2 separate regions of the Mus musculus genome follow, and region 2 is linked to region 1. The links are chromatin loops, found by intact Hi-C in ENCODE. Cell type or tissue: gastrocnemius. All regions are shown on one strand. Each heading gives the region's core, and the rest is flanking DNA. Links, peaks and the distances in the headings are about the cores only.

What was found. Peaks named below come from ENCODE experiments on the same cell type or tissue, not always from the same donor. Only the 100,000 strongest peaks of a DNase experiment are listed, where the experiment ranks them.
Region 2: it touches region 1 in a loop (8-fold over the local background); 40 of 42 quality-filtered maps call a loop at or near these places.

Annotation. Positions count from the first base shown.
Region 1 is chr9:102,634,446-102,639,824 of GRCm38, reverse strand. No RefSeq gene overlaps it. Among named protein-coding and RNA genes, the nearest start is that of Anapc13, 11 kb to the right of the region's middle. In gastrocnemius, for the core only: a CTCF peak has its summit at 3,157 (motif pointing left); a DNase peak (open chromatin) is centred at 3,084; H3K27ac peaks cover 279 bases.
Region 2 is chr9:102,864,027-102,869,405 of GRCm38, reverse strand. Ryk (receptor-like tyrosine kinase) reads right to left here. Exons shown (of 15, transcript NM_013649.3): 3 at 1,752-1,851; 4 at 1-132. Among named protein-coding and RNA genes, the nearest start is that of Ryk, 32 kb to the right of the region's middle. In gastrocnemius, for the core only: a CTCF peak has its summit at 2,270 (motif pointing right); DNase peaks (open chromatin) are centred at 2,300, 3,956 and 5,019; H3K27ac peaks cover 2,752 bases.

The DNA.
Region 1 (5,379 bases), core at 198-5,197:
AGCTCTATTAGCTGTGTGCTGCACACATTCCACGTTGTGCTCTTCTATGTGAGTGACTTACGTGGCCTCACACACTGCACTATCAGGCACGAACCCCACCTTCAGAGCTATACGTGCATTTCCCAGAGTGCTTTGTGTGGATCTGACGCTTGCTCGGAAGTTACTGACTACAGATAAGAGTTTTGACCCATGTCCCAGAACTTCTTTCAAGAACAGTGAGAAGAGTTTTTGGTTTTGTTTTTTATGAAAATAAACAATACTTTTCTAAATTTTGCAGCATTTATATGATTATCTGAAAAAAAATTACCCAAAGAGCTACGACTTTTTTCTGAAGGATAGCTGTGGAATTTCCTTCCTCAGCCTGTCAAATCTTGTCCCTGGAGGTGACCCTTGCCAGTAGGTTTGTTGTCTTTCCTTCCAGACTGCAGAAAACATATTTATGCAAATCATAGTCAGCTATGCCCGCACAAGCACCTATCAGCTTAGCACACACATCCAGCGCTGTTAAAACATGAATTTCAGAACATTTATGCAGGAAATAAAATCTGGATGCTTAACTTAAATGTTTATCATTCTTTAAGCGACAGTGGAGTTTTGAATGCATTTTTACTCTTTGATTCCAGAAGGCTGAGAGAAGTTGGCAGACTCCTCCTGGTCCCGAGGTCAGCAAGGGGTCAATTAGATCTTAAAACCAGAGGCTTTTCAGGCTGGAGCTGGAGCTCAGCCATATAGTCTTGCTGAGCATAATGGAAGGTCCTGGGTTCAACCCCCAGCACAGTTTCCTTAAGAGAGAGCTCAAACCCAGGTCTTCTGCCTTCTAAGTCGTTGCTGCTGAACCTCGCCATCTCCAAAATCTGGACGAGCTTAATATCGGATGCCTTTGAAGTGCCTGCTGCATTATATTAATAAGAAGCAATAGCTCAGGTTTCAGGTATTTGCCATGGGTCCCAATCTGTCCAAACCCATCACCTGCACTGCCCCATTTAACCTGAGACTCGTATGATATAGTAGTGTTGTCAACCTTCGCTTCACAGAGACCTGGGCTTAGCAAGGTAATATCGCCTGTGAGGGGATGCGCAGCTGGAGTGTTGCTTGGCTTTGGGTTTTGAACTCGAGTCCTTTGGTTTCAAGGTCTGTGCATATAGTTACCGTGCATACATTTTATGCATATATAATGTTAGATGAGCAACTATTAAGGGAGACAAATGAGCTGTGAATTTGATATAAAATGTATTGTTTCCACTCGGGAGGCAGAGGCAGGCGGATTTCTGAGTTTGAGGCCAGCCTGGTCTACAGAGTGAGTTCCAGGACAGCCAGGGCTACACAGAGAAACCCTGTCTTGAAAAAACAAAACAAAACAAAACAACAACAACAACAACAACAAAATGTATTATTTCAGAGACTTTGCAAAATGAAAGCAGAGAGGGGAAGAAGTTGAATGCTTCTAGATAAGAAGATAAATGCTAGTATTACAATAAATAAAAGAAGCAAGCGACAGAAAAAAACAAAACAAAACAGGTCACGGAGAGATGGCTGATTGATTGAGGATACAAAGTGAAAAGCCCAGGGGGTAGGGACCAGCCCTATCTGCTTCTGCCATGAGTGCCCTGAACCCAGCCCAAGGCTCAGGTGCCTTGGTGCCCTGTACTTGCACAAGTCCCTGACCTTCCCAGCTCTGGGGTAGCCCGGGTGAGAGCGGGATGGATGGAGGGTAGGTACATCTCCTAAAATCATCACAACCGTGAGACTAGAGTCTGGGAGGAGAGAGGCTGGGAACACCAGAGCCTTGAAAGAAGATGGATCAGACCATGAGGGGTCTCAGTCAAGGGCAAGCTCACTGGCGATTTGGCAGAAAGTCCTCCAGGGCCAGCACGGCTGCCACTTAATGAGTAGCATTTGGAAGGCAGGTGGAGTGGAAGCTGGGGACAGAACTGCCAGAAGAGCCAAGGCAAGACCAGAGTATGGGTGGAGGAAAGTCTTTTTTGCCCTCGGGTGGTGGCATCTCTATAAAGGGGGCCTGAGTCACCAGGGAAGACAGGGATGGGCTTTTACATCACCCTCTCTCATTTCCTCTCCAGTCATTTGGTATTTTTGAGCTCTCCACCCCTTTGTCCCCTTCTCCCGCCCCCAGCAAATCCAGCTAATGAGTGTGCGTGCGTGCATATTTTTCTGCATATGGACGATCAACTCCCAGAACAGCATTAGCTGAAAACAAAGGAAACTGCTACGATTTGGCCAAATTTGAGTCACAAAAATAGTTTTTGCATACGTTTAGCCAACTGAGAAAACAACCCAAAGAAAAATAGGCAGACAGTCTTTATACTACTGACCTACCAGTCATAGGCAGAGGAGTTGAACACTGTCCCCAGCTGTCATCGTGCTTTTCTTACCTTATTTGGGTCAAAGGGTCTACTCTGAGACAGGGCTACAGAAGGTTACATAGTCATTGGCTAAGAGCCTGGAAAAACTGCAGTAAGGACGTGCCCCGGAGTCACATGATTGATTACCTTGCCTCAAGTGCTCTTAGCTGTCCACTCACCTGTCTTGCTGGGCTTACAGAATCTCTGTACCTGCCCCTCACCCCACGGTCAATCAGGCAAGTCTTCCTGAGTTCATTCAGCTACCACCTTGGGAGATCTTGAGAGGACCCCCAAGCCCCCTGTGACAGCAAAGATGCTGGCCCTAGCTCTCCACTCTGCTTCTCTGGGACCTGCCTGCTTTTCTTGTGCTTTAAAGTCTGCTGATATAGAACCTTCAATGCCCACCCTGCCAATGTAGTGACATTTGAGTCACTCTCCAGTCAACATGGAGCGCTCTGACTGATGGCTGCCATGGATTAGCTAGCTACAGTTGGAAGCCATTGCAAGATGAAAACCTGGGTCCTTTTAACAAGCAATTGAAAGACTCAAGATCAGAGGGTGAAGCATTCATCTGAATGAATGCTTCTGAGAGTGCACACTCATGGAACCAGAGCTGGTTGGCTCAGAGGCCGAGGCAGGTTGGGGGTGTCCATCATCTGAGTCCCAGCTGCCCTTCTGGGCCAGCACCTCAGGACTTGCAGCTTCCGTTGGGTTGGTTCACTGAAGGACTACAGGACGGCTTAGGAACCAGACACAAATTTTTAAAAAGGAGTTGAGCGGCCCCTGCTGGTGATAAAGGGGCACTGATGACAAACTGAAAATGAGTGAAACCATGATTTTTTTTCTTTTGGTAGCAATTATCTTATTTTGGTAACTAAACAGTAATATTTACTGTTTTATGTATCTCAGGTCCCCTAATAAGAATGTTGTCAATTCTGTCTCTGTTCTATAAATTAGAAAAACATGAAAAATTTGAGAATTCTGGTGGGATTTTCTAGGGCATTGATGTGGCTTTTGGCAACGACATGGGTTTTGAGCTGTGACAGTCTAGGTTGGAAAGCCCTTACTATTTGAGTGACTTTTATAAGTCTCTTAACTTTTGACAAGCTAACATTAAATTTTAAGCTGTTATCTCCTATTCAAAGGACAATGACATCCAGCTAAAAAGAAAAGGCAGGGCTTGAGCCATGGAAGTGTTCCATCCACCCCAGCTGCCATTGTTGCGATACCATGAAGGGGTGGGTCTAAGATGGGCTTCAGATGATGGGCAGCTCCTGGCCTCTGGATGTTTCTCAGGGACAGAGATTGTATCTGCAGGCCTGTGTCTGGCTCAAGAGAATTCAGTTCTGGGTTATAAGACAAGGCTTACACTGCATGTGAGTCTCTTTAGAACCATACACGTACAATCCAGGGATCTCACTGCAGGGAATACTGTGCAGTGGGTAAGCCTGGACAAGTCCACCAGGAAAAGCTATCTCGACCTCCTCTACTTCCACCTTCGCCTCCACAGTCCAAGCCACCATCATCTTTTTCAGTGTAAAGCTCTTTTGTCTTTTACATTTCCTGTCTTAACTGAAATCCATCTACTGGGGTGACTTGCATTAAAAAACAAATAAACGACGACGACGACAACAACACAACAAAAACAACAAATAAAAGCTGGATGGTGGTGTCTCACACCTTTAATCCTAGCACTTGGGAGGCAGAGGCAGGCGATCTCTGTGAGTTCCAGGGCAGCCTGGTCTGCAGAGTTAGTTCCAGGACAGCCAGGGTTTATACAAAGAAAGTCTTGGAACAAAACAAAACAAAATGAAACAAACAAACAAAAAGCAAACCAAACCAAACAGATCAGGCAGTCCCCAGCTCTGATTAAGTCTTTCGATGACTCGGGAGATGTGGAGAAGCCCCTAGACCACCCAGGTTTCTTGCTGGCAACACCAGTTCCACTTTGAAGCTTTGTGTCATCTCTTGCTCGGTGGTCAACATTCACCCCTCACTGTTTTCCCTGGCCACTTGTATGTCAGGTGTTTGTTCAGAAAGCCAAGGCAGGTACAAGAAATGCCACACTTTCTTTAAAGTGAATGACATCTACTGGAATCTACTATGCTGTACTTCTTGGATGTCCCTTTCCCTGTTTTTTTTTTTTCACCCGTTCTCTGTATACTGGCTGCCAAAGATACACGTCCTCTGGAGTTCTGTGCTTATACTGTCTCGGGGAGACGGCTGGAAGGGAGAGCCAATAACTGACATTTTATAGCAGTACTTCTATCCCCAAGGCTTGATGCCGTGGAGTCTTTAGAAATTCTAAAAATTTATTTTTATGAGTGTCTTGCCTATTATGTATGCATATGCATCTCATGTGTGCAGCCCCCCCAGAGGCCAGAAGAGGGTAAGGAACCCCCTGGAACTGGAGTCACAGACAGGTATGAGCTGGTATGTGGGTGCCAAGAACGAGCAGGAAGTGCTCTTAACCACTTGAGCCATCTTTCCACCGCTGACAAATTTTTGTATAAATATTGTACTGACTACTGGCTTCACAGTGTTTTATATTTGAGGGGGCTCTGAGGTATGAGATGCCATTATTATTCTGAATAAAAGGAGTATTCCATTCACGCAGAGAACCTCTCCAGTGGTGCAAAGGCAATAACCACAGACGGAGAGCAGAGGTGACTAACAGCTAAGCAGGATTACAAGCACACACTACCATGGCACGAAGCCCAATTTTTACTGGAGTTGGGATCAAACTTAGGTCCTGACTAAGCCATCCCCTAATTCTTCAGAGATAACTTTTAAATCTGTACATTTATGCAATGTCTAAAAGTAGCTTGGGAATCTTAAGAATGCCAGTTATCAGAGAGTGGAGTATCTGCTCGGGGCATAGGCACCTACAGGCTAACGTCACTCAGAACACGTCTCAGGCATGGGAATGCGAGTCTGTGGCTCTCTTCATGCCTGGTTTCTGCTGCCTTTCCTGCTTGTATTCTCAACTACTCGTGCCAAAGTAGCTGGGCAGTATTAA
Region 2 (5,379 bases), core at 289-5,288, 230 kb before region 1:
TGTAGCACATTTTCCTTCGTTTAAAATTTAAAACTGTAAAATTTTTTGAGGAATTCACTGTCAGATTGAGCTGCATTAGAATCATGACTTCAGAGTCGACTTTGCCGGTACAAGAAAGCTCGACCCGAAACACTGTTAAAAGAAACAAGAGAAAACACTTTAGTGTCCTAAAGATTAGGATCAATGCTATACAACATTTTCATCTATTTCTGCTCAAATAAAATAAAGAAGCGCATCTAAATAAGCGGATCAGACAGGAGCTTCCGGAGACCCTGTCACCACCGCTCTGGACACCTGCATTTCCTTCACTGCAGATCCAGAGGACTGAAGCAGAGCACAGGACACAGATGAAGGGATAGTTACTTCCGAGCCTTCCTTGTGACTTTGTTTTTAATATCAGTTTGTTGTCTATGTTCTGCTTTCCAATGCACTGAATCTCAGGAATCACGAGGCAAACTGCTGAGCTTACCAGTCTCCCCAGCAACGGTAACAAAACTACACCACGGAAGGAAAGACTCTGCAGCACCAAATGCACCTGTGTATCGCTCCTAGCAACGTGAAGGGTATGAATGTCAAGAAGGCAGTGCTGACCACACCGTGTGGACTGCGGCCTGCAGGGCAGACATGAGCTACCCGGAATAAAGCATGCCATCATCGAATCCCAAGGAGGGAAAGCCTTTCCTGCTGTCTGGCTAAGAAAATGTAGGGAAACCAAAGCTGCACTGAACTGGGTGCCAGAGAGTTCCTGTTGGGCTTGAAGCCACACCATAACAGATGGCCAAAAATACACGTCAGCACACCACCAATAACAACTATATCCATAGTATGAGCAGACAGGTGCATGACATGTTTAGAAGTACTCCCTGTGGAGAATGTTTATGTCATATGTGTATTTAGTAACCACATTTAAAAACCGTATCAGGGCTGGAGAGATGGCTCAGTGGTTAAGAGCACTGACTGTCCTTCCGGAGGTCCTGAGTTCAATTCCCAACAACCACATGGTGGCTCACAACCATCTGTAATGGGATCCGATGCCCTCTTCTGGTGTGGCTGAAGATAGTAACAGTGTACTCATATACATAAAATAAATGAATCAATAAGTAAATAAATAAATCTTTAAAAAATAAAATAAAATAAAAATTGTACCATTCAAAAGCAGTACCTCTAGGAAATAAAGACATTGTTACTGGGGGAAATTATAATAAACCTATAAACAAAGCTAACATGTTCTTGGCTATGAATTAAAAACAACACTGCCCTTCTAAATAGGATTAGCTTCTAAAGGTATATCTAGGAATGTTAATGACAAAGTCGTAGATTTTAGAACATTTTGCCTTTTTAATTTATGATTCCTTTCTTACAAATTTCAAAGATATTTCACCATCTATGAGTAGTGGATCAGAGACTTTGATATTTCTGAAACTCTTGCTGACCCCCAAAAATTAACTTGCCTCCCAGCTCTGCTTAAAGCCTAGCTGAACTTGTGCCAATAATAATTGTGAATAAAACTGCCAGGAAAAGCCCTACAACATTCTTTAAAAATAAATAGACAATAAAGATGACAATAATAATTACACGTCTACTTCCCCAACCCCTGCCTCCCAACCCCCTGGGACCTTTGAGTTTGTCTGTGGGGCACTCTCTTGATTAATGATTGATGTGGGAGGGCCCGGTACTCAGTGAACTATCCTTGTAGGGATAGGATGGAGGCAGCTGAAAGCAGTATGCTAAGTCCGTCTTTCCTGGCTCACCTGATAAAGTGCGTGGGACCTCCCCTTGAGCAGAAATATTGACCTGGGGCATGCCCATAGCCACAAAGTTGTCTACTTGGAATCCCAGCTTATATTCAACCTGCAAAATGAAGAGAGATAAAACATTATACCCCTGACAACAGAAAAAGACTTCATTAGTAAGTTCATTAACTAAGCAGTATGAGAGCTATTCATGGGTGGAATAAAAATCCACTCCCAAAAAGATTCCAAGAGCAGTCCTTTAATTCTAGCAGTCAGCCGTGAGCAGTAGGTGGATCTCTGTGAGTTTGAGGCCAGTGTGGTTTATATAGTGAGTTCAGGATCAACCTGGGCTACAAAGTGAGACCCCGTCTCAAAAATAAATAAATAAAAATAATAAAACTGAAATCATACTAGGACTTTTCAGCCAGACAGAAATTCAACCTGAAGGCTACTGTCCATTTGGTACCTGGAACTGAACCACCCTTTCCCTTAAAATCAACAGTCTGGAAGGAAGCATTCAATCTCTCAGCTCATCACATCGCCATGGCTGCCACCAAGGGGCGCTAGAGAGCCATCACTAAGGTACCCTGGGCTTCCCAGCACTAAAACCTCAAGAGGATGCACTGACTGTAAGGTATGGCTGTTATCTCTGCACGAGGCCATAGCTTGGGGGGGGGGGGGGGGTGGTGCCTGAGACAGATCAGCATGGGATCTAGAACCAGGAGGCCACGTGACCTGCACAAATGAGCAACTTTTCCAAGCTGATGACACAACAGGCCCGTGACACTGGCTCGGGACCCCGGGGCCTCAGCAGCCTCTCCCACTGTCAAGCTGCACTCCTTTGTGGTCATCAGCCTCCTGCCAACCCCAGGGGTTTGCAGCAAACCCTCCTGAGCTGTCAGCACTGGTGGGATCGGTTTTGTTCCTGATGTGAGGAACCCCACTGGCTGCACAGCCTCTCATACTCTCATCTCCCTCATGATCTCCCTCAGTGTGGCTTTCCCCTCAGGCTCCTCCTCTTCTTGCTCATGTCTACTTTCTAGACCTGAGCACTGGGTCTGCACATGTGGTCAGTATCCCTGTCAGGCTCTAAGGCCCTCTCTAGACGTCCTGCGTGAAATCAGCCCCTCTACTCTGAAGCTCTCTTCTACTCAGTGCATGTCTCGGGCCACTCACATGTCACACACAAGACTCTACACAGGTTTCGAAGGCTGGCTCATTCCGTCTCCTCCCATCTTTCTGTTAACTCTGAAATTCAGTGTTCGTTCTGACATAGCACTCAACTTCTCTATGTCCAAAACAGATACAAAAATACCGTCCATTCCATCCAAGATGCCAGCACTGCCTCTGACCACCCACCTCTGGTCCCTGTAAAAGCAGTTCTTTGTGCTCACTACTCTAAGTCGGACAACATTTATGAGGCATGTTTATGAGCCGAGGGCTGCGCTAGTAGAGGGGGGAAAGCAGTGGTTAATTAAACTACTTCCTTCCTTCCCAGCACAGCCAGGATGCCGGGTTTCATGTTCCCACCGCCTGTGCCCCAGCCTGTGCCCCAGCAGGGACATCACTGACACAGTCATTCTGACACCTTCAGCTGGTTCACTCCTTCTTCTTCACACTTGGATGGCAGTGCCTGCAACCCCATGGCCCTTGGCTCAGCTTGCTGAGGAGATGATACACATGATGACCCCCCAGACCTGTGCTCAATGGCTGCTCCTCTTCAACCTCACCCGTGCTCCTCGCTGGTGCACCACACGCTACCTGCTCGGCTTCTTCACTTCCAGGAAGAACTCTTATTCCTTTCTGCATCAGGCTGACCTATCAGAACATTAACCCTCTGCACTCCAGTCCCAAGGATAAACATTTCAACTTGTCTCTCCCTCTCCTTTTCCTCCAACTACCTACTAGGCATACCCATCTGGTAACCTCAAAGGCTGAAGCTGTAGGGTTACCAGACAGAGTTGAGCTTACCTGATTGCCAAGCTCCTCTCACAGATCAACACAGGCGCCTCACTGGGATACTGTCTGTGGGTTCCTACATACATGGGGGAGCCTCCTCTCATAGGTAGGCAGGCACCCCACTGGGACAGTGTGTGTTCCTAGCTAACAGACATCCTGGAGCCAGGATTTCTCACCTGGGAAGTGAGTTACTTGATCCAGCTCCCCCTCCTGTCTCTGCCTCCTGCCAGGGAATCAAAGACCCCACTTCTATCACATGGGCTCGATGCCTCTCCCCAGACACCCTGCCAGGCCGTCCGTTTCTAGTGCCAGGGCCTGAGCTGTGCTTGAGGCCCACGTCATCTTGCTGACTCTGTCTGTCCATGGCATCAATGCTCTTCCAGAAGCTCCTTACCCCTCAGTGCCCCTCTTGGACATCTGCTCTAACCTTTCGGTCTCCTTTACAAAGTTCTGGCTATAAGCAGAGGAATAGCTGTCCGGGGACCAAAGCCAGGAAAGCAAAGAGAGGGCTCTGACGGCAGAGCTGAGGGAGAGCGGCAAGAGGAGTGGCAGGGCCATCTCAGTCTAAGCACGGGAGAGGGAGAAAGGGAGGAAATGATGTTGCAAGTGGCGGCAAAACAAGGAGCAGAGCACAGGCAGAGGTGGCTGAGGGAAGGACTGAGAGAATCAGCAGTGGCCCAGAGGAACCCACAACAAGAAGCATGGAAGCCTGCCCTTTGCCTAAGACTTCCTTTGGACGGATGAATGAACACGGAAGCATCAGAAGGCAGTTCCCCCCTCACACTGGTGTACTGAGGACAGCTGGGTTTTTTTGTTTTTTGGTTTTTTTTTTTAATGTAGTTTTTGGAGTCAGAGAAGAAAGTGCCAATCACTGGAATACAATTGTCTCTACTTTGGTGTGTACTGATCTGTAAGGAATGCCGTTTGTCAATCACCTTGGAAGAAAGAGATCTATTTAGAAAGTGCACCCCAGCCTTACCCTGCCCCCCACCCCAAAGCAAATCTGTGCAGCAGCTGTTTATCAGAAAATAAATGAGCCAAAATACTTCAGAAAAGTAACTAGAGAAAATATAAATATTTGAATAAGCTAAAAAATCAACATGTTTGGTATTTTTCCTTACTTGGAACGCATGGCTGTGTGAATAGGCAGACGACGAATAAAGCAGTCCCCTTCTGGAACACATCTAAAGTGAATGTGCTCGCCTACAGTCAACGGCCTTTTAATTTCTCTGAAATTGCCAGAACTGCCTTTCTCACAGCTACTTCACTCCACTGGGACACAGCAGGCTGGCCCCCAGAGGCAGCTGCTGGAGCTCTGACAAGCTCCCCGCAGAATCTCCTGGACGGAGACCAAGGGAGTGGGTGGTGGAGTCCTCTGCCACATCCTACTGAGCCTCTGCCTTTTGGCTGTCTAGCATATCTACTGACACTTAGCAGACACAGTTGCAAGTTTCTTCTTGAACACTGGGGAATGTTCTGGAACATACAAGAAACTAATTATCTGTTAAGACCGCCTAGTCGTCTACTCTTGTGAGAGAATCAATACCAGAGTTCTCCTCCCATCTTAAAATACAATTAACACATTCTCAACCACTCAGCGAGGCGCGCGTGACATAGATGTTAAGAAAAGACACACACAGCTCCAGCCGCTGAGGGAACTGAAATCTTTGGCAAGACCAGTCACGTA